Linked DNA regions of Homo sapiens: region 1 is linked to region 2. The links are chromatin loops, found by intact Hi-C in ENCODE. Cell type or tissue: B cell. All regions are shown on one strand. Links, peaks and the distances in the headings refer to the core of each region. The heading gives the core; the rest is flanking DNA. Region 1 holds the start of TAF9B (TATA-box binding protein associated factor 9b). Region 2 holds the start of ATP7A (ATPase copper transporting alpha).

Region 1 (5,373 bases), core at 1-5,000, 230 kb after region 2:
TCATATTCCACCTTTTAAAAAAAGAAAAGTTGACTAAAATTTCTTACCTTTTTAATTAAGGACTTCAGCCTATAGTTTGGAGCTGTTAAGCAGTATCTATCAGGTGGCAGTCTAGGTCCTGCATATGGCTTAATCAGTGGCAAAGGGGTTTGATTTTTCTGCCTTGCGATATCCAGTAAAAACTTAAAAAAAAAATCCTTATTAGAACTACAGTTTTAAAAATTGTAAGTAAAAATAACTTCAAATCAAAGTTTGCTCACATCTCTTGGGGGAGGAGAGGTAAAAGATTGGTCAGCACGACACTGGATTGCCAGTCTCACATCATCTGCATCAACATTAGGTTTCTTAGCATGGCTCGAATAAATTTTTGCATCATCCAGAATTGTAGTCACATAACCTATAAGAACAAAACAATCTTTTCTTAAACATATGAAGACAGCTTAATATTTATGGCTACTTGTCTTAATAAAACTTTCCACTAATTTGTAGACGGTTTATAAATTTTGTGGGTTTTTGTAGAGACAGGGTCTCGCTATGTTGCCCAGGAAACTCCTGGCCTCCCCGCGACAGCCTCCCGAAGTGCTGAGATTACAGGTGTAAGCTACTGTGCTCAGCCTAAATGCTGATTTTAATAAGTAATTGTCCTGTCTATATGATCAGTTTTAAACAGATATCACAGTGTGAATACTACTGTCCCCTAGCTTGAGCTCCTTTCGTTCTTTAGGCTGAATTCTATGATACTGTTAACATAATTTGGTTGAAAATGTTCTTACAAGGCTGGGTGCGGTGGCTCACGCCTGTAATCCCAACACTTTGGGAGGCCGAGATGGGGGGATCACTTGAGTCAGTAGTTCGAGGCCAGCCTGGGCAATATGGCGAAACTCCCTTTCTACTAATAATACAACACTTAGCCGGGCGTGGTGGCAAGTGCCTGTAGTCCCAGCTCGGGAGGCTGAGGCACAAGAATCGCTTGAACCCAGGAGGCGGAGGCCGCAGTGAGCCAAGATCGCGCCACTGCCTTCTAGCCTGGGCAACAGCGAGTCCCTGTCTCAAAAAAGAAAATAAAAGAAAATGTTCTTACAATAAAAATATCTTTTCAAGTTCACAAGTTAGGCAAGTTTTTGGTGTTTCATTAACTTACGGAAAGCAAATTCCAACATTTGATTTATAACCCTTGGTTCATACTCTGTGATTCCCATATCCTTCAGGATCTGTGCCATCACCTGTGGATTCAAATAAAAACACCAGATGCAGAATTTGGTACTGGAAATCAAGGCTGCACTGAAGGGTAGTATTTATATTTATGATACAAGGTTCCCCTTCTTTGGGCTCCAAAGTCCTACTCACCCTTGCCCTCCCAAGTGAGTCAGTGATCACACGAAATCGCATAGTACGCTTTTGCAGAAAACTTTTATTTTTATTTTTTGGCGGGGTTGGGGGCGGGGTGTGGGGCAAAGAGAAGACAGAATTTGGCTTCTCCAGCAGAGGTAAGTAGCTCCAGCTGGTTGTCATTTTTGGCTGTGGCGGCGGGTTAAGGTAGCATCAGAACCCTGGACGCGGAGTCAGGGCTGGCAGATAGCTAGAGACGAGGGGGAGGCAGGGGCCCGAAGCCCAGGACACAAAGCTGGGCAGCCGTTCCGCAAGCTCCACTGGACCGCGACCCTCTGGCAAGACTTGGCCCAAGCGGCGAGATAGGGGCCCGGGGGCCAGGGCGCATCCCCATCACCCTCTCCTCCTGACGGCCCTGACTAGACTGAAACGAGCGTGCGAGCCGACCCTCAGGCCCTCAGCGTGGCCCCGCCTCGCAGGTCCCTGGCTGCACCTGGCTTCGCGATCCGCGGCTTATCCTTCGCACTTACCAAGGCATCTCTCGGAGCGTTCTTGGGAGGCGCCATCTTGCCCGACTCCATGTTATCCAGCCACTCGTCATCCGCGGAGACAGAGGAGAGAGGAGAGCTCGCGGGCTCCTCGCTCAGGCTCCACCCCTGCGGGGAGCGGGAGGAGGGAAACGGAAGGCGGGGTTACGTGCCAGCCGCCGGGGGCGGGAGTTTCAGCAAGCCGCTGGCCAGGGGAAGAGACGCGCTGGGGTGCCCGAGTTCAGTATTGGAAGAGGCAGGTAATCCTTCCCCATGGAGCCTGCTGGGGCCTGAAAGAAGTAGAGGGGCCGAGAAGCTCGACTTCCCAGAGTTGTTTCCCGGCAAAGGGCACCAAGTGGGCCAACCTCACCTTTGCGGGGGTCCCTCCTCACACCTCCACGGCTACCACCTTTGCCCCTTTCGGCCTCCCGGAATTCCAGACCCAGTCGGTGTTAGGGCTGCTTGGTCCAACACAGTTGGACCCGTTACGTTTGAATGTCACATCAACAAGGAATACATTTTTAGTATAAGTATATCCCAGATTTGCACAGGCCATACTTATGCTACGAAATAATTGTTCTGATATTCATATTTAACCGGGTGTCCTGGATTTTTATTAGCTAAATCTGACAATCCTACCCAATAGCTTGCTCTCCCCACAGCAAGACTTTGGTCAGCCCTTGTCACACTCAAAGCCCTACCGTGGCTGCCCATTTCACACTGATGAAAAACTAAAGCCTTCACTCGGCCCGTTAGAGACCCTCTAGCCTCTCTTGGCCCTGGAGCAGCTTCCTGTCTCCCCGCTGAGGCCAACACAGGACCCTTCCTTGCCTCCCAGTTACACCCTTCCCAGCCCCTCACCCACAGAACAGCCCGAATGACTTTTCGTGAGAACCTACCATCCAGCCCCAGTGACTTTCAAAAAATGTGCATCAGTTAACTATCTCTGGCTTAAAATGTCGCAGATAACTCATTCTTACCCTCCACATCCACCAACGCCCTAGGATTCTCCCTCAGGAACAGGAACCGTGACTCACCCAGGCCAGAAACGGAGCAGGCAGCCATGTTGGCGCTTTCCCTCACAATCCACACTCAACCTAGCAACAAGTCTTGTCCGGGTGACCTCCCAAAGTTCTATCCATGTCTCCACATCTCCATCCAGTGCTACTATGCTAACGAGTCCAAGCCAACATCCTTACCAAGATTACAGAAATATGCTCCCCAAATAGTGTCCCCCCACATTCCTTACACAGCTAGACGGACCTTTCAGTCATAAATCCAATCATTATTTTCCTTAAAACCCTCCAGTGGCTCTCCTCACAAACACTTACACAAATACATACTAATTTCCCAGGCTTAGCGGGTCCTTCAGTTTTGTGGCGCAGCTCACCTCATCAGACTCATCAGAATCAGCAGTCCACCTGGCCGCCATCTTGAAGTTTGGGCAGGAACTCCCCCCAACCAAGAACCATGTGTTCTCAATACATTGTTTCCAGTGAGAGCACGTGCTCCCACGCTGAGCTAGTGCCTTTCTCCACTCTTACTGTGGCCAACCTCTGTGTAAAACTAGTAACAGTCCCTTGCTTTTGAATATTTGCAAGGTACATTTAAAAATAGGTGGGGGCCAGGCACGGTGGCTCACGCCTGTAATCCCAGCACTTCGGGAGCCGAGGCGGGCGGATCACTTAACGTCAGGAGTTTGAGATCAGTTTGGCCAATGTGGTGAAACCCTGTCTCTACTAAAAATACAAAATGTAGCCGGGCATGGCAGGGCACGCCTATAGTCCCAGCTACTCAGGAGGCTGAGGCAGGACAATCGCTGGAACCCAGGAGGTGGACGTTGCAGTGAGTCGAGACTGCGCCACTGCACTCCAGCCTGGGCGACAGAGCGAGACTCCATCTCAGAAAAAGAAATAAAATAAAATAAAAATACGTGGTATATTTGCAAGGTACAACATTTAAGACTACTTTAAAATACCCTAGTAAAAGAAAGCCTCTCTCACCTGTTCCAGCCACTGATGTCACTTTCACAGATGGCACCATTGTTTATCAGTTTCTATTCTGTGCAATTTACAAATAGTATCTTGTTTATATATTTTTCCTCCCACTAGAATGGTACTATAGTCTTAGGGTGGCCAACCTTCAGAGAGCCAACCCAGGACATAGATGTGCTAGATGAAGAAAACCCATAACATATTATAAATAATTGTCCATATGTATCATTACTTAAGAATAAGTGTTCACTTGAAATTATATGTTTTTTATGTATTATTTTCTGTTACATAAGTGCTATTTAAACAAAACACTAGGACTAAACAGTGGCCATTAGTAGTAATTAATAGTAGGATAAGTTAAATAATATGTGTGAGAAAATCTGACAATATTTTTCATTATATTTCTGTCCTCAACAATTTAACTCTTGCACATTTAAATTTTGTACGTCGTATTGTGTATTCTTCATATACAGAAATATAAGACTTTTAAAAGGAATGTAAATATAAGACAAACGGCTATCTATATATATTTTTAATTTTTAATTTTTCTGTGTATATAGTAAGTGTATATATTTATGGGTACATGAAATGTTTTGATGCATGCATGCAATGTGAAATAATCACATCATGGAAAATAGGGTATCTATCTCTTCAAGCATTTATCCTTTGTGTTACAAGCAATCCAATTGCACTCTTAGTTATTTTAAAATTTACAATTAAGTTATTATTGACTATAGTCACTCTGTTGTGCTAGCAAATACCAGGTTTTATTCATCGTTTCTATTTTGTTGTACACATAAACCTACCTGCGTCTCCACCCTCCCACTATCCTTTCCAGCCTCTGGTAACCATCTTTCTACTCTCTGTGTCCATGAGTTCAATTGTTTTGAGTTTTGGATCCCACAAATAAGTGAAAACGTGTGATGTTTGTATTTCTGTCCTTGGCTTATTTCACTTACCATAATGACTTTCGGTTCCATCCATGTGGTTGCAAATAACAGGATCTCATTCTTTTTTATGGCTGAATAGTGCTCCATTGCATATAAGTACCACATTAAAATTTTTTTAAATTTTATGTTCAGGGGTATATGTGCAGGTTTGTTATATAGGTAAACTTGTGTCACAGGGGTTTGTCATACAGATTATTTTGCCACCCTAGTACCAAATAGTTATTTTTCCTTATTCTCTCCCTCCTCTTACCCTCCAACGTTACGTAGGCCCCAGTGTCTGTTGTTCCCCTCTTTGTGTCCGTGAGTTCTCATCATTTACCTCCCACTTATGAGTGAGAACATGGGGTATTTGGTTTTCCGTTCCTGCATTAGTTTGCCAAGGATAATGGCCTTCAGCTCCATCCATGTTCCCAGAAGACCTGATCTTGTTCATTTTTATGGCTGCACAGTATTCCATGATGTATATGTACCACATTTCTTTATCCAATCTGTCCATTGATGGGCATTTAGATTGATTCCATGTTTTTACTATTGTGCATAGTGCTGCAATGAACTTTCACATGCATGTATGTG
Region 2 (5,371 bases), core at 1-5,000:
CATTTTAGGGACACCTGCTGTCTGCTCAACCCCCAGCAAACCTGATTATTTCTTGAAGACATTCCCTTCTATGCTTGTGCATTGGTAAGGAGGATTAGGGATGATGCATTTAAAGACAAGAGTTTTAGGCTGGGCCTGGTGGCTCATATCTGTAATCCCAGCACTTTGGGCAGCTGAGGTGGGAGGATCATTTGAGGCCAAGAGTTCGAGACCAGCCTGGGCAACAAAGGGAGACTCCCATCTCCACACACAAAAAAATAAAAACTAGCCAGGTGTGGTGGTGTGTGCCCATAGTTCCAACTACTTGGGAGGCTGAGGTGCAAGGATCGCTTTAGCCCCGGAGTTTAAGGTTACAAGGACCTATGATCACACTTCTGCACTCCAGCCTGGGTGACAGCAAGACTCTCAAAACCAAACAACAACAAAATATATATATAGCTCTCTAGGTTTTTATGTTAAATATTAGAGTGCCTAAGAATGTACATGGTTGGCAGAGGATCTTGCAGCTCATAGTGATAAACTTTAGTATTTACATAAAAATACTAGATAGCTAGTAGATTCAATGTTCTGCTTCTGAAAAAGATATATTTTTGGTTTTGCCTTTTAGTGAATTTCTTTTGGATGCTTAACACAATGTTAATATAGTTACAAACCAACTTGCTAATATTTGGAAACCCACTTAAAAGCTATCTTCATTTCATATGATGTGATTTTTAAGATTTTAAATTTGGGGCTGAGTTTGTATCTTAATAATTAAGGCTGCACACATTGACAACTACAAAATAATGCCTGGGAAGATGAGTCCTGAGGCTAATTTTATATTTATGTGGATGAGTGTGGAGGGGGATAATAATTCTGAAATACTTAATCACAGACCTAAAATGTAGATCTATGGGTAATTTTAAATGTTGCCTGTCAAGGCTTAATAGGGACTTGACAACAGCTAGGATGGAAATTATTTCAACACTTAAATATGCTTACTTTGTGCCGGACGCTGTTCTAAGTCTTTTACAAATATTTACTTGATATTTGTATTTTGTGTACTATTTTGATTTCTGCAACATTATTAGGCTTCATACTCTTCTGTGGGAACTGGGTTCAAATGGTTCCAGATGAAAATACAAATAGTCCTGTGATTAGTTTTGTTCTACATCTTATGACAGATACTTCATGAAAGGAAATATGAAAAGGCCACATCTTGCTTTGAAATAAGTGAGATGGAGCCTCTCCCTCTTTTTACTGTTAATGTTCATAGTTTTAAAAATCCTAGAATTTTGCTGCTTTTCAAAATGTTAAGTTGGAAAGCAAGAATAAAATGACCCTTTTTTCAAATGTTTTCTGTACCATTTATTGCATTGTTTACATTTTATGCATCTCATTTCTAAATGAACTCATGGTAACAGAGACTGTAACACTTTTGCATCACCGGAATCTTCTAGGTGTGTAAAATGATGGACGAGTGAATGAATAAATGGGGGAGTGGTTCAGAGCTTGGAATGGCGCTATGAAGGTGGTGAAGTGACGTCCCTACCCCCTCAACACACATATAAAAATTATGAATTTATAAACATTTTCCTCTTGATGTAATTTTTCAATGGAGGGAAGAGGATAAATTCATAGTTCTGGCACTTACATCTGGAATTAGGCTACACAGTCTACGGGAAGCAAGTTAACACAGTCTAACAGATGCACGTGAATTTCATGCTGGGCGAAGATGAACTATGTGGAAGATGACTTATAAGGAGCTTTTATGTTACATCTTGGCAGTTAACACAGTCTAACTGATGCACGTGAATTTCATGCTGGGCGAAGATGAACTATGTGGAAGATGACTTATAAGGAGCTTTTATGTTACATCTTGGCAGTTAACACAGTCTAACAGATGCACGTGAATTTCATGCTAGGCAAAGATGAACTATGTGGAAGATGACTTATAAGGATCTTTTATGTTACATCTTGGCCTGAGGTTAGGAAACTAAAGATGACAAAGGCACTGTTTTAGTATGGGTTTTCTGGTTTCGCTTTTGTCGTGGGGGCGGGGTGGGATAGTGGACTCGTACCCTAACAAAGACCCACTCGAGGCTGCGTGTCGGCCCGGGGGCAGCAGGGGGCAGGAGAAGCTGGCTCTAGACCACGCGTTCCTTTTCACGTGACCAGTCGCTCTCTTTCCCGTGGCGGCCCTGCTTCCGGCAGGGGCATCACCCGGAAGTGGGGGTAGTCGAGGGAGGGAGGGGTAAAGGCGGCTGGCCGCCGCGGCGGGGGGTGGGAAAAGAGAAGCAGAGGGAGGAGTTGTTGCTGCCGCCGCCGCAGCCGCAGCTACTGTGACTTCTCCGATTGTGTGAGCTTTGTTGGAGCCTGCGTACGTGGATTTATCGCTGCCACGGTCTGCGTAGCTCCAGAGGTTTAACCATAGGATAGAGAAACCAGGTAAGTCCTACATTGGCTTCCCGTCGTCCTTTCTCCTGGAGGGGGTCTTCTGTGCTGTCAGTTTGTACTACGAGTGTGGTGAGAAGGTCATGTTAGTCTGGGGCAGTCTCGAAAGTTTCACTTATTCACAATTCAGGTATTAACTACATTTATGTTTTACCTCCCCTAACAGGGGATAGAGGAGGGGAAATTAAATCCTGACCTGTGTCACTTTCTTGTACCCTCTTGGAGAGAATGTCCTGATCATCCATGGCCTACGTTACCCAATTAATTGAGGGTACAAGAAAGTTTGTGTTTGGCATTGAAAGTCACATGGACTGGGGTCTTTGCTTAGTGACACCTCTTTATACTTTGGAAGCTAAGGTTACTAAAATGACCATAATTGATGAAATAATAATTGAAAAATAGATATTTGGCTTCTTGTCTTGCTCTGGGAGCGTAAGGTAAACTGAGAGAACTCTTGTTTCCACTTAGTTTTGTTCATTGTGCCCCCTTTCCAGTAAAGTTACTGTCCATTGTCCGACCCTGTGGCATCTTATCTTTGACACTTTTCTTCGTTGTAGACGTTGAGATTATCTTAAGCACAAACACTTATCGTTTCACAATTCAGCGTTTGTCCAGGATCTGATCTTTATTTTAATCACAGACTCTTTATCTACAATAGTATGGCTTTGTATTGAGAATATGTGCAGAACATTGAATTAGATGATACTGAGGTTATTAATTTTTTTTTTTTTTTGCCGGGTGCGGGGGGGTGGTGGGGAGGGGGTGATGCACAAGAAATAAGACAGAGTTCCTGGCCTCAAAAGAGTTTACTTACAGTAGGCTGGGCGCAGTGTCTGACACACCTGTAATACCAACACTTTGGGAGGCCGAGGAGGGTGGATCACCTGAGGTCAGGAGATCGAGACCAGCCTGGCCATCATGGCGAAACCCTGTCTTTACTAAAAATACAAAAATTAGCTGGGCGTGGTGGCGGGCGCCTGTAATCCCAGCTAGTCGGGAGACTGAGGCAAGAGGATCGCTTGAACCTGGGAGGCGGATGTTGCAGTGAGCCGAGATCGTGCCACTGCACTCCAGCCTGGGCTACAAGAGCGAAACTGTCTCCAAAAAAGAAGAAAGAAAAATAAACAGTTTACATACAATTGAGTCCGAATTGAGTCAGTTGAATTCAGCTATGAAGACAACGGTTTCTAGCAGCCCCACTGACTGAATTACTAGGTTGCTTATCACATCCTTTTCAATGGTTATTTTTGAACTGGCATTTTATTATATTTAACATTTTCTGGTGTCTAAGGTCATGACATGAGAGAGTTTTTTTTGTACTTGAGGATCTCAATGTAGTAGGAAAGAAAGATACACGATTACCTAAACATTTAAAAAATCTCACTAACGTTATATATTAGAAACAGGAGGTGTTATGAGAGTGCAGGGAAGGGAGCATGTGAACTGGGCTTTGAAAAATAGATAGGATTTAGCTTTGCAGGAATGGAGGAAGAGGAAGACATCTATCTGGACTGATAGATAGAAGAAATAATGTGAGCAAAGCCATGGGGGTCTGGAAAGTTGCCCGACATCCAGTAACACACTGTAAGTCAATATTCCTATTTCTAACAGCCACATCTTCCAAGATGTCACTGATTAAAATTAGAAAAAATATAGAATACAAAACTAGTCAGCTCACAAACATATCCAACTGCCCTCCAGCCAATAAGAAAGCTTATATAGAGAAAAAAATACATGGAAATGACAAAAGCAATGTTAATGTATGAGGCTTAATTCTGATGTAAACTCAAATCTAAAAGAGAAAAAATGTAAAACTCGCTATACTTTAATTCTGATTGAGTGTTGTGCCTTAAATATAATTTGGAATCATTTTTAAAATTGTTGGGAATGAATAACATTTTCTGAAGTGAGCAACTGTTCCAGGTTTTCCCCAAGGAATCTCTGCTTTTCCTTTTTTCCTCTAAATTGATTTCTCTCTATTGATCTTCTTAACTTGATAGGAACTATTCTATTCCGATCACAGCCTTAGAAAGATCTTGATGCCTGCCCTCAAGATAAGGTTAAACACTAATCCCTCCAAAGGATAGGTTAACATCTCTGTTCTCTAAAGCAGAAGGTTGATTTTCTTTGAAAAATGCTTGCAGAAGCAGTAAAATTTGCTTACAAAACAAGAGAGAGAGAGAAAAGAGTGCAAAAATAACCCCAGCTAACACACCACAACCTTCACTTCTGTGAGGGCGCTAAAGGAAATACATTTTAAAAAAATAAATTCCTTGTTATAACTCCTTTTATCTATATATTTAAAAGCTCTTGGCAAACTTTATTAATCAAGACTTTGGACATCCTGATGAGTGAAAATAATCTTCATTTGCCAGTTGGGAAAGTAAATTGCAAGGAGAGATTTTTGTCTGAACTCATAGAAGCACTAGCATAGATGAGAATAGTATTTGGGAGTTTTGTCTCAAAATTCCTTCTATTCATCTTTGTTAAAGGGCAGTTCAGGTTTTAGCGTTTTGTTTTTAGACAACGATATTTCTTAGGATATAGCTCAACATGGGGCCGGGGCAAGGGGGAGGCTGGGGGACAGATGAGTGATAGGCAATGGTTAGGCAGAGTATTTTAGTTCACTCTACCATCCCAGCAATCATGTTTTTCCCTCTTAAATCTCAGTCTTCAGGTTGATTTAATGTGATATTACTTGCTTACTTAACTTGCTGAGATAGTTTGGCAGGAAAAATATCAAAATTCCTTTAGAATGTGTTTCATTAAAGTAAAAGGGTCCTGTGTTTCTGATTTTATAAAATGTTCTTACTTTTTCCAGCACTGTTTGCAAATTGAAGTGATTTCCTAATCTTTTTGTGCCCAAATGTATGAGATATTGGTAGACTACATCAGTTTTCACAGATACCTCTTTCCTTGAAGGAAATGAGGGTAAAAT

The links. A loop is a pair of places that touch in the nucleus more often than their neighbours do. Peaks named below come from ENCODE experiments on the same cell type or tissue, not always from the same donor. Only the 100,000 strongest peaks of a DNase experiment are listed, where the experiment ranks them.
Region 1: a loop joins it to region 2, with 3 times the contacts of the local background. A loop is called at or near these places in 3 of 110 quality-filtered maps.

What each region holds. Positions count from the first base shown.
Region 1 is chrX:78,137,702-78,143,074 of GRCh38, forward strand. It overlaps TAF9B (TATA-box binding protein associated factor 9b), which reads right to left and starts at 1,949. Exons shown (of 7, transcript NM_015975.5): 1 at 1,860-1,949; 2 at 1,142-1,223; 3 at 261-397; 4 at 48-182. The coding sequence starts at 1,910. RefSeq lists an enhancer at 1,638-1,947. In B cell, for the core only: no CTCF peak of the experiment used is centred there; a DNase peak (open chromatin) is centred at 1,960; H3K4me3 peaks cover 1,187 bases; H3K27ac peaks cover 901 bases.
Region 2 is chrX:77,908,409-77,913,779 of GRCh38, forward strand. ATP7A (ATPase copper transporting alpha) reads left to right here and starts at 2,285. Exons shown (of 23, transcript NM_000052.7): 1 at 2,285-2,427. In B cell, for the core only: a CTCF peak has its summit at 2,095 (motif pointing right); a DNase peak (open chromatin) is centred at 2,173; H3K4me3 peaks cover 2,431 bases; H3K27ac peaks cover 1,915 bases.